2 separate regions of the Homo sapiens genome follow, and region 1 is linked to region 2. A link is an interaction called in ENCODE POLR2A ChIA-PET data of the cell type or tissue named here. Cell type or tissue: HepG2. All regions are shown on one strand. Each heading gives the region's core, and the rest is flanking DNA. Links, peaks and the distances in the headings are about the cores only. Region 1 overlaps NUP188 (nucleoporin 188). Region 2 has its middle 8.0 kb from the start of DYNC2I2.

Region 1 (4,144 bases), core at 1-2,500, 280 kb after region 2:
AACCTCTGCCACCTGGGTTCAAGTGATTCTCCTGCCTCAGCCTCCCCAGTAGCTGGGATTAGAGGTGCCCACCACCACGCCCTGCTGATTTTTATATTTTTAGTAGAGACAGGGTTTTGCCATGTTGGCCAGGTCGGTCTTGAACTCCCGACCTCAGGTGATCTGCCTGCCTCAGCCTCCCAAAGTGCTGGGATTACAGGCATGAGCCACCACACCCGGCTACGTTTTTTTGTTGTTGTTGAGACAGAGTCTGGCTCTCGCCCAGGTTGGAGTGCAGTGGCACGATCTTGGCTCACTGCAACCTCTGTCTCCTGGGTTCAAGTGATTCCTGCCTTAGCCTCTCAAGGAGCTGGGGATTACAGATGCATGCCACCACGCCCGGCTAATTTTTGTATTTTTAGTAGAGATGGGGTTTCACCATGTTGGCCAGGCTGGTCTTGAATTCCTGGCCTCAGGTGATCTGCCCACCTCAGTCTCCCAAAGTGCTTGGATTGCAGGCATGAGCCACTGTGCCTGGTATAAACACTTTTTTTTTGTTCCTAAAACTTTATAAACGTGGTCAGATGCAGTGGCTCATGCCTGTAACCCCAGCACTTTGGAAGGCCAAGGCAGAAGGATCAATTGAGTGCACAAGCTCAAGGCCAACCCTGGCAAGATAGCAAGACCCCGTCTCTACAAAAAATTTTTTAAAAAATTAGCCAGGCATGGTGGTGCATGTCTGTAGTCCCAGCTACTTAGGAGTCCAAGGTGGGAGGATTGCTTGATCCTGGGAGGTTGAGGCTGCAGTGAACTCTAGCCTGGGAGACACATCGAGACCCCAGCTCAAAAAAGCAAAAAGCTTTATAAACATTACGCATTCCCTACTTCTTTGCTGAAATGAGACTACCTAGCCTAGCTGCTGAAGTCTTTTAAATCTACCTTTGTATTTCATTGATTCCTTTTATGAAAAGATACCTGTGTTCATTGCTTGGCTGCTGAGAGTAGGGGTGCAAATACCATTCTTCTACCTCAACCTAAGAAAGATTCTTGGCCAGGCATGGTGGCTCACGCCTGTAATCCCAGCACTTTGGGAGGCCGAGGCGGGCGGATCACCTGAGGTCAGGAGTTCGTGACCAGCCTCAACATGGAGAAACCCCGTCTCTACTAAAAATACAAAATTAGCCCGGTGTGGTGGTGCATGCCTGTAATCCCAGCTACTCGGGAGGCTGAGGCAGGAGATTCGCTTGAACCCGGAAGTGGAGGTTGCAGTGAGTCGAGATCGCGCAACTGTACTCCAGCCTGGGTGACAAAGCGAGACTCCATCTCAAAAAAAAAAAAAAAAAAAAGTCAGGCTTGGTGGCATATGCTTGTATTAGTAGTTCCAGCTACTCAGGAGGCTGTGGTGGAAAGATCGCTTAAGCTCAGGATATCAAGCCTGCAGTGAGCCATGATTGCATCACTGCACTCCAGCCTGGGTGACAGAACAGGACCCTGTCTCAAAAAACAACAAAGAAAACTTCACCACAACATCATTTATATTATTAAATAATTACAGTCAGCTTAAGTATATCAAACATTAGAGGAATGGTAAATGAATTATGATCTACCAACTTGATACAAGTATTATGCAGCAACTTGAAAGTATGTTTATCAAGACTTTCATAATAAGGTTAAGTCATTATGTTATAATGTTAAGCAAAGAAAAGAAGGTTACAGAATTCTGTATTCAAAATGATTTCAACTCTGGGGAAAAATGCATATTAAAAACACTCAAAGGAATGTGTAATACTTAGTGTGATTCTGGAATCTGATTTTTTTTTTTTTTTTTTGAGACGGAGTTTCGTGCTTGTTGTCCTGGCTAGAGTGCATTGGTGCAATCTCGGCTCACCACAACCTCTGCCTCCCAGGTTCAAGTGATTCTCCTGCCTCAGCCTCCCGAGTAGCTGGGATTACAGGCATACACCACCACGCCCAGCTAATTTTGTATTTTTTAGTAGAGACAGGGTTTCTCCATGTTGGTCAGGCTGGTCTCCAACTCCCAACCCTAGGGGATCCGCCCGCTTCGGCCTCCCAAAGTGCTAGGATTACAGGCCTGAGCCACCATGCCTGGCCGAGTCTGATTATTAATAAAACTGCATTTGGGCCGGGCGCAGTGGCTCACACCTGTAATCCCTGCACTTTGCTGACATGGGCAGATCACGAGTTCAGGAGTTCAAGACCAGCTTGGACAATATGGTGAAACCCCATCTCTACTAAAAATACAAAAAAAACTGACTGGCATGGTGGCGTGCGCCTGTAGTCCCATCTGCTCAGGAGGCTGAGGTAGGAGAATTGCTTGAACCCAGGAGGCGGAGGTTGCAGTGAGCCAAGATTGCGCCACTGCACTCCATCCTGGGTAACAGAGTGAGACTCCGTCTCAAAAAAAAAAAAAAAAAAGAAAGCACAAAAAACTGCATTTGCGGTCGGGTGCCTTGGCTCACGCCTGTAATCCCAGCACTTTGGGAGGCCAAGGCAGGCAGATCACTTGAGGTGGGGAGTTCGAGATCAGCCTAGCCAACATGGTGAAACTCCATCTCTACTAAAAATACAATAATTAGCTGGGTGTGGTGGCTGGCACCTGTAATTCCAGCTACTCGGGAGGCTGAGGCTCGAGAATCACTTGAACCTGGGAGGCGGAGGTTGCAGTCAGCCAAGTTGGTGCCACTGCACTCCAGCCTGGGTGATAGAGTGAGACTCTGTCTCAAAAAAAAAAAAAAATACTGCATTTGTATAATTACCTTGTTCTTTTCCAGAGTCAGATTGAGGCAGAACTGAATAAACATTGGCGGCGATTGTTAGAGGGGCTTTCTTACTACAAACCTCCCAGGTATGGCAGTTCCGGGTGTCTGGTTAAAGTAATTGTCCTAAGGAAGCTGACATGGATAAAACCATCCTTCTATGTGCTTTGATGATATTGTAGGGTTATGTATACCAGAGATAATACAATTTAGTTTACCAGTGGAAAACAGTAGGGTACATTTGTTTTTTTGTTGACCGAAAGAAAAGGAAATTCCTTCTAGAAATACAGTATTGTAGAATATAATTATGACCTATGTGTGGGGATGAGAATTTATTAAACATTCAACGAATTTTCTAATATTTATTCAGAGTCCACAGTGTCTGTGTGAGTACTAATTGGTGGGAGATAGCAGTGAAGGATGATGCTAACAACTGACACTTGTGTAGTGTTAACTATGTAACAATTAATACTCTAAGCACCTGACTTATCAAAAGTTATTTAATCCCCACAACACCCCTTTGAGATAGTTACTACTTTTATTCTTTGGGTGAATATATAGATCTTTTTATTGGGTAGTGGAAAACATAGTAATAAAATATAAAGTAGTTGCAAATAAAGAGAATGCAGCTTGTAGGGCTGGGCTTATTTGATCTTGATTCCTAGTCCAGATCTCATTCTATTATGCGTTATAGTCTAAGTCACCCTCATTTCCCTTCTACTTTTGTACTGCTTTTGAATGTATTACATCTTTACCTTCCATTTTCATTCTCTTAGGTTAACGATGAACTTTTCCTTGTTATTCATCTGTCTGTTAATTCTTCCCCTGTAATTACCTTAAAGTAAATCCCAGATACCTTGTTATTTTATCTGCAAATACTTGACTATGTATCTAAAATACATGGACTTTTTAAAAAGATAATCTCTATATTATCACATTTAGGTACCCTTATCATTGTTTCCATTTTACCAGTGGGGAAACTGAGGCACAAAGAGGTTAAGCAACTTGTCATGGTCACACAGCTACTAAGTGATAGAACCAGGATTTGACCCTGGTGGTCTCATTCCAGTGTCTGTTCTTTTTTTTTTTTTGAGATGGGGTTTTGCTCTGTCGCCCAGACTGGAGTGCAGTGTCACATCTCAGCTTACTGCAACCTCCACCTCCCGGGTTCAAGTGATTCGCTTGCCTTGGCCTCCCGAGTGGCTGGGATTACAGGTGCCCGCCACCACGCCCAGCTAATTTTTGTATTTTTAGTAGAGATGGGGTTTCACCATGTTGGCCAGGCTGGCCTTGAACTCCTGATCTCAAGTGATCTGCTCACCTCGGCCTCCCAAAGTGCTGAGATTACAGGCGTGAGCCGTCATACCCAGCCTATTGTTTTCTTTACT
Region 2 (6,259 bases), core at 3,760-6,259:
TACTTTGGAGGCTCCCATGCATCAGGTCCTAATAACAATCACACTTACTTGATCCTCAGGGGATGAATGTCTGAAAAAAAGCCGGCCGGGCTTGGTGGCTCATGCCTGTAATCCCAGCATTTTGGGAGGCCGAGGTAGGCGGATCACCTGAGGTCAGGAGTTGGAGACCAGCCTAGCCAACATGGTGAAACCCCGTCTCTACTAAAAATACAAAAATTAGCTGGGCGTGGTGGCAGGCGCCTGTAATCCCAGCTACTAGGGAGGCAGAGGCAGAAGAATCACTTGGACCTGGGAGGTGGAGGTTGCTGTGAGCCGAGATTGCACCCCTGCAATCCAGCCTGGCGACAGAGCGAGACTCCATCTCAAAAAAAAAAAAGAAACCCCATCTCTACTAAACATACAAAAAATTAGCTGGGCATGGTTGCATGTGCCTGTAGTCCCAGCTACTTTGGAGGCTGAGGCAGGAGAATCACTTGAACCTGGGAGGCGGAGGTTGCAGTGAGCCGAGATTGCGCCATTGCACTCCAGCCTGGGCAACAGCGCGAGACTCCGTCTTGGGGAAAAAAAAAAAGAGCCTGAAACCTGAAGGGGGCTCAATCAATGGTGGCCATAATGAAAGCGCCATCTGCCCATGCTCTTTGTGTTGAGAGGCTGGTGTGCCCTACAGATGGATACTGGACATAAAGCAGCAGGATATTCATAATTCCAAAACACAAGTGTTACAGTCTTGGGTGTTTTGTTTTGTTTTATTTGAGATGGAGTTTTGCTCTTGTTGCCCAGGCTGGAGTGCAATGGCGCGATCTCGGCTCACTGCAACCTACTTCCTGGGTTCAAGCAATTCTCCCTGCCTCAGCCTCCCGAGTAGCTGGGATTACAGGCACCCGCCACCATTCATGGCTAATTTATTTATTTATTTTTTTGCAGGCAGAGTCTCACTCTATCCCCCAGGCTGGAGTGTAGTGGCACGATCTTGGCTCACTGCAACCTTCACCTCCTAGGTTCAAGTGATCCTCCTGCTTCAGCCTACAGAGTAGCTGGGATTACAGACAACTGCCACCATGCTGGGCTAATTTTTGTAGGTTTCACCATGTTAGCCAGGCTGGTCTCGAGCTCCTGACCTCGGGTGATCCACCTGCCTTGGCCTCCCAAAGTGCTGGGACTACAGGAGTGAGCCACTGCACCCAGCCTTTTTTTTCTTTTGAGACGGAGTTTCTGCCTCACAGGTTCAAGCATTTCTCATGTCTCAGTCTCCTGAGTAGCTGGGACTACAGGCGTGGGCCACCACACCTGGCTAATTTTTGTATATTTGGTAGAGATGGGGTTTGGCCAGGCTGGTCTCAAACTCCTGACCTCAGGTGATCCGCCTGCCTCAGCCTCCCAAAGTGCTAGGATTACAGGCGTGAGCCACGGCGCCCGGCCCCAATTCATTCTTAATGATCCAGATTGAACCTCTCTGATCTCTGCCAGTGGATTATTTATTTATCTATCATGTTTTTTTTTCATTCTAGTAACTACAAATAGGAAACCAGAGGGGGAGCCCCAGGCTGGGACAAACAATGGCCACCCCCTCCTTGACATTACAGTGGAACAACGTGGCCCCTACATCCTTTATGGTCAATTCAGGCCCCACTCCTTCCTCTTCTTCTGCTGCAGTGTAGGGACCTCAAACTCCTCCTGCTTTGTTTCCTGTACCCCAAAGGGGATTGTCTGACCTAGTGCAGGGACTAGGGAAGGAGAGGAAGGAAGAAAAGTGAGTGTGAGCTCCATGGAGTGACAAAGACACAGGCTGGGCTGGGGACATTTTTGAGAATAAGCACCCCCGCAGATGGCCATACCTGCTACTGCCAGGACAGTGGAGGAGGGTGTGCTAGGATGAGATGGGGCTTGGGCTCCTTTTAATCTGCAAGTAGATGTATTTGTTCCATTTTCTGTAGCCCAATTAGGTTTTGTTCATATCTATTATAGTTTTTTTCTTTTTTTTTTTTTTTTTTTTTGAGACAGGGTATCACTCTTGTCACCCAAGCTGGAATGCAGTGGCACCATCATGGCACACTGCAGCCTCAACATCCAGTGCTCAAGTGATCTCCCAGCTCAGCCTCCCTAGTAGCTGGGACTACAGGTACACGCCATCATGCCCAGTTAATTTTTTGTATTTTTTGTAGAGAGTGGGTTTCACCCTGTGGCCAAGGCTGTCTTGACCTCCTGGGCTCAAGCGATTCGTCTGCCTCGGCCTTTCAAAAACCTGGAATTACAAGTGTGAGCTACTGCACCCAGGCTTTTTTTTTTTTTTTTTTTTTTGAGACGGAGTTTTGCTCTTCTTGCCCAGGCTGGAGTGCAATGGCGTGGTCTTGGCTCACCGCAAACTTCACCTCCCCGGTACAAGCGATTCTCCTGCCTCAGCCTCCCGAATAGCTGGGATTACAGGTGGCCGCCACCACACCTGGCTAATTTTTTTTTGTATTTTTAGTAAAAACAGGGTTTCACCATGTTAGCTAGGTTTGTCTTGAACCTCTAACCTCAGGTGATCAGCCTTCCAAAGTGCTGGGATTACAGGCGTGAGCCACCACGCCCAGCCTGTTTAGCATATCCTTCCCCGATGGTCACAATGCCTCCTCCCCACGTCCTTGATGTCTCTGTTCAAAAGCCAACTCATTAGGGAAATATTACCTTATTTTGTGTATTTTGTTCAAAGCACTGATTACAATCACTGCTGCCTCACATATATTAGACACTCTATAAGTATTGTTTAAATGAATGAATATGGTTCTGTGTAGGCAATTGTTCTAAATATGTCAATACCAGTATTTCATTTTTCTTTTTTTTTTTTAGACAGAGTCTTGCTCTGTCACCCACACTGGGGTGAAGTGTCGCGATCCTGGCTCACTTCAACCTCTGCCTTGTGGGTTCAAGCAATTCTCCAGTCTCAGCCTCCCAAGTAGCTCGCTTTACAGGTGCCTGCCACCACGCCCAACTAATTTTTGTATTATTAGTAGAGACAGGGTTTCACCATGTTGGCCAGGCTGGTCACGAACTCCTGACCTCAGGTGATCCACCCGCCTCAGCCTCCCAAAGTGCTGGGATTACAGGCGTGAGCCACCGTGCCCCACCAGTATTTCGTTTTTCAACATTATACATGCAGCACCAATTCTGTTGAAAAAAACGTTGGCCAGGTGAAGTAGCTCACACCTGTAATCCCAGCACTTTGGAAGGCCTAAGGGTGGAGGAGCACTTGAGCTCAGGAGTTCAAGACCAGCCTGGGCAACATAGCAAGATCCCATCTCTTTTTTAACAAAAATAAAAATAAAAACAAGAAAAATATAACACATAAACAGTTATTTGGGTAAAATTATAACTGTGAATTTTTTTTCTTTTTCTTTTTCTTTTTTTTTTTTTTGAGATAGAGTCTCGCTCTGTCACCCAGTCTGGAGTACATTGGCGCAATCTCGGCTAACTGAAAGCTCCACCTCCAGGGTTCAAACAATTCTCCGGCCTCAGCCTCCTGAGTAGCTGGGATTACAGGCGCCCGCCACCACGACCAGCTAATTTTTGAATTTTTAGTAGAGACAGGATTTCACCATGTTGGTCAGGCTGGTCTCAAACTCCTGACCTCGTGTTCCACCCTCCTCGGCCTCCCAAAGTGCTGGGAATACAGGCGTGAGCCACCGTGCCTGGCCAAATCTGTGAATTTCAAAGTTACTCAGCCAGAGATGGGTCATGTTAGTCTCACCGTTATATTTGCCATGACCTTAAATTAGGGCTTTCTCATAAAAAGTACTTAATCAACACGTATTGAATAAAACAAATGTGTTGGGACCAGGCGCGGTGGTTCACACCTGTAATTCCAGTACATTAAGAGGCTGAGGCAGGTGGATCACCGGAGGTCAGGAGATCAAGAACAACCTGACCAATATGGTGAAACGCTGTCCCTACTAAAAATACAAAAATTAGCTAGGCATGATGGCACACGCCCGTAATCCCACCTACTTGGGAGGCTAAGGCAGGAAAATCGCTTGAACTCGGGAGGCAGAGGTTGCAGTGAGCCGAGATTGCACCACTATACTCCGGCCTGGGCGACAGAGTGAGACTCTGTGTCAAAAAAAAAAAAAAAAAAAAAAGTCGGGCCCAGTGGCTCACGCCTGTAATTCCAACACTTTGGGAGGCTGAGGCAGGCAGCTCATGAGGTCAGGAGTTCAACACCACCCTGACCAACATGGTGAAACCCCGTCTCTACTAAAAAAAAAAAAAAAAATTAGCCGGGCATGGTGGCGGGCGCCTGTAGTCCCAGCTACTCGGGAGGCTGAGGCAGGAGAATCGCTTGAACCCAGGAGGCGGTGGTTGTAGTGAGCCTAGATGGCACCACTGCACTCCAGCCTGGGAGACAGAGCAAGACTCCGTCTCAAAAAAATAGAAAAAAAATGTGTTGGATCAATTGACAAATATTTTGGAAAAATAACTTTGGGAGCCTAAGGCGGGCAGATCACTTGAGGTCAGCAGTTCGAGACCTGCCTGGCCAACATGGAGAAAACCCATCTCTACTAAAAATACAAAAGTTAGCCGGGCGTGGGCATGGTGGTGGGCGCCTGTAATTCCATCTATTTGGGAGGCTGAGGCATGAGAATTGCTTGAACCTGGGAGGTGGAGGTTGCAGTGAACCAAGATCGTGCCACTGCTCTCCAGCCTTGGTGACAGAGTGAGACCCTGTCTCAGAAAAAAAAAAAAAAAAAAAGCCAAAATACATCCACACATCATACTACAAAATTAATTCAGGTTGGTTATAAACTGGAATGTTAAAAATGAAGACAATGCCGGGCATGGTGGCCCACGCCTGTAATCCCAGCAGTTTGGGAGGCTGAGGTGGGCGGATCACTTGAGGTCAAGAGTTCAAGACTAGCCTGACCAACATGATGAAACCCCATCTCTACTAAAAACACAATAATTAGCTGGGCGTGGTCAGTGCCTATAATCCCAGCTACTCCGGAGGCTGAGGCAGGAGAATCCCTTGAACCCAGGAGGCAGAGGTTTCAGTGACCTGAGATTGTGCCACTGCATTCCAACCTGGGTGACAGAGCAAGACTCCATCTCAAAAAAAAAAAAAAAGAAGATAAGGCCTGGCATGGTGACTCATGCCTGTTGTAATCCCAGCACTTTCAGAAGCTAAGGTGGATGGATCACTTGAGCCCAGAAGTTCAAGACCAGCCTGAGCAAAATGGCAAAACCCTGTTGCTACGAAATACAAAAATTAGGCCAGGCGCGGTGGCTCACTCCTGTAATTCCAGCACTTTGGGAAGCAGAGGGGGGTGGATCACGAGGTCAGGAATTCAAGACCAGCCTGGCCAACATGGTGAAACCCCATCTCTATGAAAAATACAAAAATTGGCCAGGTGTGGTGGTGGGCACCTGTAATCCCAGCTACTCAGGAGGTTGAGGCAGGAGAATCGCTTGAACCCGGGAGGCAGAGGTTGCAGTGAGCCGAGATCACGCCATTGCACTCCAGCCTGGGCAACAGAGCAAAACTCCATCTCAAAAAAAATAATAATAATAATTAGGAGTGGTGATATGTGCCTTTAGTGCCAGCTACTAGGCTAAGGTGAGAGGATAACCTGAGCCCTAGGAGGCTGAGGTTGCAGTAAACTGTGATTATTTATTTTTATTTTTTATTTTTTTATTGAGATGGAGTCTCACACTGTCGCCCAGGATGGTGTGCAGTGGCACAATCTCAGCTTGCTGCAACCTCCGCCTCCCTGGTTCAAGCGATTCTCCTGCCTCAGCCTCCCGAGTAGCTGGGACTACAGGCGCCCGCCACCACGCCCGGCTAATTTTTGTATTTCTAGTAGAGATGGGGTTTCATTATGTTGGCCAGGCTGGTCTCACCTTGTGATCCGCCCGCCTCGTCCTGTATTTTTTTCTTTTTTGAGACACAGCCTCGCTCTGACACCAGGCTGGAGTGCAGTGGCTCCATCTCAGCTCACTGCAACCTCCACCTCCCTGGTTCAAGTGATTCTCCTGCCTCAGCTTCACGAGTTGCTGGGATTACAGGCATTCGCCACCACGCCCAGCTAATTTTTTTTTTTTTTTGAGAGGGAGTCTCACCCTGTTGCCAGGCTGGAGTGCAGTGGCGCAATCTTGGTTCACTGCAACCTCTGCCTCCTGGGTTCAAGCGATTCTCCTGCCTCAGCCTCCCGAGTAGCTGGGACTACAGGTGCGTGCCATCATGCCCAGCCAATTTTTGTATTTGTAGTAGAGATGGGGTTTCACCATG

What was found. Peaks named below come from ENCODE experiments on the same cell type or tissue, not always from the same donor. Only the 100,000 strongest peaks of a DNase experiment are listed, where the experiment ranks them.
Region 1: POLR2A ChIA-PET joins it to region 2 with 7 read pairs; 5 of 35 experiments call an interaction of 5 or more read pairs at or near these places.

The regions. Positions count from the first base shown.
Region 1 is chr9:128,950,002-128,954,145 of GRCh38, forward strand. NUP188 (nucleoporin 188) reads left to right here. Exons shown (of 44, transcript NM_015354.3): 3 at 2,772-2,845. Among named protein-coding and RNA genes, the nearest start is that of NUP188, 4.4 kb to the left of the region's middle. In HepG2, for the core only: no CTCF peak of the experiment used is centred there; no DNase peak of the experiment used is centred there.
Region 2 is chr9:128,661,677-128,667,935 of GRCh38, forward strand. It overlaps a transcript of DYNC2I2 not described here and the pseudogene HMGA1P4. Among named protein-coding and RNA genes, the nearest start is that of DYNC2I2, 8.0 kb to the left of the region's middle. RefSeq lists an enhancer at 6,129-6,259. In HepG2, for the core only: no CTCF peak of the experiment used is centred there; a DNase peak (open chromatin) is centred at 5,088.